Linked DNA regions of Homo sapiens: region 1 is linked to region 2. Evidence: chromatin contacts called from ENCODE Hi-C or POLR2A ChIA-PET data. All regions are on one chromosome and are shown on one strand. The core of a region is the stretch at or near the end of the contact, and the rest is flanking DNA. Distances in the headings are between cores, read along the strand shown.

Region 1 (2,500 bases), core at 1-2,500, 220 kb before region 2:
ACCATTGCACTCCAACCTGGGCAACAGAGCAAGACTCGGTCTCAAAAAAAAAAGAAAAGGTTGAAGATGTTGTGATAACTAGTATATAAAAAAAAATCTCACCTGCCATTTTGATAGTGAAAATTTTGGTCAGCTGTCTGATGCCCACCCAGCTTTCTACTCCAGTGTTCTCATGTTCCTCATTTGTTGCTTCACTTTCTCTGGTACAAAAACAAAAACAAAAATACAGGTGTGACAGCAGAAGCCCAGACAGCAAAAGCAAGAAAAGACAAATGGGATTATATCAAACTAAAAGTTTCTGCAGAGCAAAGGAAACAATCAACAAAATAAAAAAGCAATCTATAGAATGGGAAAAAATATTTTTAAACCATATATCAATAAAAAGTTAATATCCAAAATATTATATGTAAGGAACTAATACCACTCAACAGCAAAAAAAAAAGCAAGTTACCTGATTTTTTAAAAATGGGCAAAGAACCTGAATAGATTTTTTTCAAAGAAGATATATAAGTGACCAACAGGTATATGAAAAGGTGTATGACATCACTAATCATCAGGGAAATGCAAATCAAAACCACAATGAGCTTTCACTTCACATCCGTTAGAATGGCTATTAACAAAAAGTCAAAAGATAACAAGTGTTGATGAAGATATGGAGAAATGAAACCCTTGCACACTGTTGGTGGGAATGTAAGTGGGTACAGCCACTACGAAAAACAGTATGGTAGTTCCTCAAAAAATTAAAAATAGAACTACGGTATGATCCAGCAACCCCACTTCTGGGTATATACCCAAAAGAAATAAAATCAGTATGTGGAAGAGGTTATCTGCACTCCCATATGTATTACACAGTCGTTCACAATAGCCAAGACACGGTATCAACCTGAGTGCCTGTAGACAAATGAATGGATAAAGAAAATATTCATACACACACATGAATATCATTCAGCCAAAAATGAAGGCGGCTAGGCATGGTGGTGCATGCGTGCAGACCCAGCCCCAGCTAGTTGGTAGGCTGAGGCAGGAGGATTGCTTGAGCCCAGGAGTTCAAGACCAGCCTTATCTCAAAAACAAACACAAAACAAAGCAAAAACAGAAAGAAGGGGAAGAAGGGGAAGAAGAAGGGGAAGGAGAAGGAGAAGGAGGAGGAAGAAGGAAGAAGAGGCAGAGGAGGAAATCCCTGTCATTTGCAACAACATGCATGAACCTAGAGGACATAATGCTAAGTGAAATAAGCCAGACACAGAAAGGCAAAGGCAAACACTGCATGATCTCACTTGCAGGTGGAACCGAAACAGAAGAACTCATAGAAACAGAGAGCAAAAGGGTGGTTACCAAAGTTAGGGGTTGGGGAGGAATGGCGAATGTTGGTCAAAGAGTACAAACTTTCAGTTACAAGATGAATAAGTTTTGGAGATCTAATGTATAGCATGGTGACTAGAGTTAATAATGTATACCTGAAATGGGCTATAGGAGTAAATCTAAGTGTTCTCACCACACACAAAAAAGGTGAGGTGATGGATGTGTTAATTAGCTTGATTGAGGTAATCATGTCACAGTGTATAGGTGTATCATATCATCACATTGTATGCCTTAAATACATAAAACTTTTATTTGCCAATTATACTCCAATAATGCAGGACAAAGTATACAGGTCTGACATCCAGAGAAAAATATCAGCAGACTTAAAATATCTGATCATTTTCCCCCGGAGGAGGATTGTACAGTTTTTTTAATTGATGAGTAACAATTTTATGTAGTAAGCCTATTCACTCTCTGTTAACCACATTTATTGCAAACAAGTTTTTCCCAAATGTTTAGACATTTATTCCTACTTATTCTCACACTTCCCTGATAATTCACTGAAATTGCGATCAAGGCTTTATTCTCAGCAGGAAGTACTTGTACTTCTCTAAGTGACAGACAGGCTTAAAGAGTGGGCTCAAGGGTGGACCAAGGGCAACTGCAGATAGGCCAATTAGACAAAAACATTCAGGAAACTGGTAGTTAAAATAAATAAATTAAGCCTGTGGTGATTCAGCAAGCTTATTTCTGGAAATAGTTTTTTTTTAATCTACATACTTTGGTTTTAGAGTATGTGGCATAAATATTGAATGTGGAGCATTTCCAAAATACAATATAACTCAGACTAACTTAAATAATGATTCCTTTTACTGTGCATCAAACCTCACTTTTTTGTGTTATGGATGACTAAAAAACAAGTTTTCTTTCTTTATAAGCATTAGTTTTATTAAAGCAGTTGTAAATGGTTCTATAACCACCCTTGCAATGGGGCTCCTGAGGGACTTCCTTGAAATTAGATTGGAAATTCACTGAGATCAGAGGACATTGGAGCTTTCCAGTTGGAAAACACTTGAAAGTTCAGTCTGGCTGGGCATCCTCTCTTTTGGACCCAATCTCCGGTTCTCATTTCACTTGGAAAGTACCTGCTTAAAAGTTTACTTTCTTGTTGCTCAATTTAGACCATTTATTTTCCTTT
Region 2 (3,504 bases), core at 896-3,395:
TAAATAAATAAATAAATAAATAAATAAATAAATAAATAAATAACAATAGTTATGAAAGACACAGAATAAAGAAGTGTTCTGAATTAAATGACTCGAAAGAGACATGACAAATAAATTAGCCCGATACTTGTTTGGATCTTTACCAGAAAAGGTTCTGTCATAAAAGACATTATTTTCACAACTGGCACTTTGGGAGGCTGAGGTGGGAGGATCACTTGAGCCCAGGAGTTTGAGACTAGCCTGGTTGAAACAACAAGACTCCATCTCCACAAAAAAAATGACAAAAAAAAAAAAAGAAAAAGCCAGATTTAGTGTTGTTCACCTACAGTCTAGCTACTTTGGAGGCTAAGGCAGGAGGATCGCTTGAGCCCAAGGTCAAGGCTACAATGAGCTATGATCACGCCACTGCACTCTAGCCTCGAAGACAGAGAAAGACTATCTCAAAACAAAAAGTCTATGGATTAAAGGACTGTATAGATGTTAATTTCCTAACTTTGATAATTAAACTGTATTTAGTAAGAATGTCCTTGCTCTTAGTAAATACACAATGATTAATTTAGACATAAAGGGACATCATATCTGCAACTTACTCAAGTGGTTTGGAGGTGGGAGAAAATAAATATACACACACATGCATACACAAATATAGGTAGTGTATATATTATATATGTATATACATACATACACATAAATACTCAGATGATCTAAGTAAATATGGCATGATATTAACAATAGGGCAATCTGAATAACAGATACCCAGAAGTTCTTTGTACTACTCTTGCAACTTAATTTCAGACAAAATTTAATTGCAAAGTTTAAATTATTACTAAAACACCATAAACTTTAGAATATAAGTAAATATATTTATGACCTTATATCACAAAGGATTTCTTAAATAAGACACACAAAAAAGCACAAATGTAAAGGAAATAAGAAACAAACTTGACAACGTAAAAGTATCATTAAGAGAATAAATCAACAAGCCAAAACTGGGAGAAACTATTTGCAACCCATATAACAAACAATGGACTAGTATCTGGAATACATAATGAATTCCTACAACTAAGTAAGAAAAAAAGGAGAAATAAAACACAAAAACAGACAAAAGAATTGCACAGGGATGGGGGCGAGAGGTAAAAGACTACACACTGGGTACAGTGTACACTGCTTGGGTGATGGGTGCACCGAAATCTCAGAAATCACCACTAAAGAACTTATTCGTGTAATAAATAAATAAATAAAACAAAATGTATGAGAGGATAAATAATAAAAATATGTCCAACCTCATTAGTAATTAGGAAAATGCAAGTGAAAACTATGTTAAGATACCATTTACCACACACTAAAATAAAATTTTTTTTAACCTCACTCCTTTCAGTAGGAGATGGCTTAAAAAAATTATTTTAATCTCACAATGCAGTTATAAACTGGTGCAATCACTTTGAAAACTGGCATTATGTAATGAAACTGAAGAAATATGTTCTCTATGACCCAACAATTCCTTTCCTATGTACTTCTTAGAGAAAACTCTTGTCCAGCAGGAAAGAATGTTCATAGTAGCATCAAACTAAAACAACCAAACTATTTATCAACAATAAAATGGATAAACAAACCATGATCTATTATTCTTCCAATGGGATACTACAGACTTGACCGTACTGAGAATGAATGAGCAACAGCCACATGTATGAATATGGATGAATCACCAAAGACATACAGGGCAAATAAAGTCACAGAAGAAAACCAGCATGAGTCCATTTATGTAAGGTTCTAAATACAGCTTTAAAATTTTTCTAATGCTTTAAAGTATTGAATGCTTTAAAAAATTTTTAAGTTGCATTTAGGGATATATAATGAGTGGTAAAAAAACAACAGGAAAACAGAAAAGCAAGAGAATAATTATCAAATTTGGGACTGTGGTTATCTTGGGGGAAGGAGAGTGAACAAAAGTGATGAAGAAAGGTACACGGGGTGCTTCTTCAGTATGTATAAATATTTTATTTCTTAACCTGGGTGGTAGTCACATGGGTGTTTATATACTTACGTGTTTTATAAGCTTTTCTATAGGTATAACAAATGTCACTAAAAGTAAGGACATAGTGCTTATGACTCAGCCCTAGAAACTGTAAAGAGAAACCTTTAAAAGAGAAAGAACAGCCAGTGAAGTAGGAAGAAAGTAAGGAGAGTGGTGTTTCAGAGGCCAAAAGAAAAAAGAAGTGAATAGTGAAACTGTGTCAAATACTAGTGATAGGCAAAGTAGAGAAACTTTCACACAATATATAAAGTGCATTGTTCTCTCTCTGATGAATCACTTTTTCAGGATGTAGACATTATTTTGCAGTGACTAAGGATTTACTAATAACATTAATGAGAAAGGATATGAACATTCTGATATTTTATATTCAGAAATCAAAATTCTTAACATATTTTTAAAATGTCCTCCTCTCATAATACAGAACATTAATTGCACCAAGAGTATATAATCAATTATTAGAATAAGTGAATTCTTAAATTTGATAGCTGAGTTTTGGCAAACTTTAATTTGCCCCAGTATTTTTTTTTTTGCACCAAATATTTCTATCATTTGTTATTAAAATGGTAATGACAAAAGACCTTTGTCACTGCCAAATCAGATAAGTAAGTTAGGGGCTGGTAACAAATACAAAACACAAAAATTTGGTCAAAGAACCCAAAACAGACATTTTATCAATATTAGAAAGATGCATTGAATCATTCCCTTGGCTTTTTAAATTAAAAATAATAAAAAAGCTTTTACTTTAAAATAATGAACTATTTTTCAGAAGGGTTTGGACAATCATTTGGTTGTCTTAATTTTATAATTTGATTGTCTTAATTCTTTTAATTTTCTCACCTATAAAACATGATGAACTAAATACTACTTAAAGTCCCAATTAGCAATATTTTACGGTGTTATTTGGAAAAGGAAAAATCAATCACAAAAGGTAGTAATACTTTAAGTAATAAACCACACTTTTGAGAACTGTGAAACCAAAAGTAGCATATACTAACCTAATAAGATATTCAAACTGGGCCATCCATTGCTTTTTCCTTAAGAGGTTTACTTTAAATAAAAGAGGGAGGCTCTTCAAAGCTACAATTTGCAGAGACAATTTAGAAGGCTGTATTTTTACTAATGCAAAATGCAACTTCACACAAGCTTAAGATACAGCTGGAAGTTCTGAAGTTTAGGAAACAAAACAAAATAAATCCTCTTCTTTGAATAAAAGATCATACTATTAATTTAAGCTTGATATAAAATATCACTACTTAAAAAAGGAAAAGTATTTTTCTCAAGAGCATATATGGCAAAATTATTATGGCTATAAACTAGCATATTTAAGTTAATGTTAATAAGACTACTAATTTGAAGCAAATGGTTTGTGGCTTTTAAAGAATGAGTAATATCAATGTTAGAAAATAAATTTGTAACTCAATTTCAGATATTCATCTGTCAACTAACAGAACCTCCTAATATTAATATTT

Evidence for each region. Hi-C counts contacts between places; a loop is a spot of excess contacts on that map. ChIA-PET counts read pairs that join two places held with the same protein, here RNA polymerase II (POLR2A). Pooled maps may share reads with other maps.
Region 1: a loop to region 2 is called in a map with no recorded cell type, with 14 times the contacts of the local background. The contact joins two enhancer-like sites. A Hi-C loop is called at or near these places in 1 of 37 single-sample maps with no recorded cell type and 4 of 50 pooled maps. POLR2A ChIA-PET finds 5 or more read pairs at or near these places in 2 of 52 experiments (activated CD4-positive, alpha-beta memory T cell and activated T-cell).

What each region holds. Positions count from the first base shown.
Region 1 is chr9:112,030,966-112,033,465 of GRCh38, forward strand. LINC02977 (long intergenic non-protein coding RNA 2977) reads right to left here. Exons shown (of 3, transcript NR_186812.1): 2 at 103-200. Among named protein-coding and RNA genes, the nearest start is that of LINC02977, 8.2 kb to the right of the region's middle. RefSeq lists enhancers at 1,101-1,190, 1,321-1,610. Within about 2 kb of position 1,251, at least 4 of the 41 ENCODE cell types and tissues checked have a DNase peak (open chromatin) inside an H3K27ac peak, as active enhancers do.
Region 2 is chr9:112,247,271-112,250,774 of GRCh38, forward strand. The region is part of intron 7 of PTBP3 (polypyrimidine tract binding protein 3); the gene reads right to left. Among named protein-coding and RNA genes, the nearest start is that of SUSD1, 74 kb to the left of the region's middle. Within about 2 kb of position 2,146, at least 3 of the 41 ENCODE cell types and tissues checked have a DNase peak (open chromatin) inside an H3K27ac peak, as active enhancers do.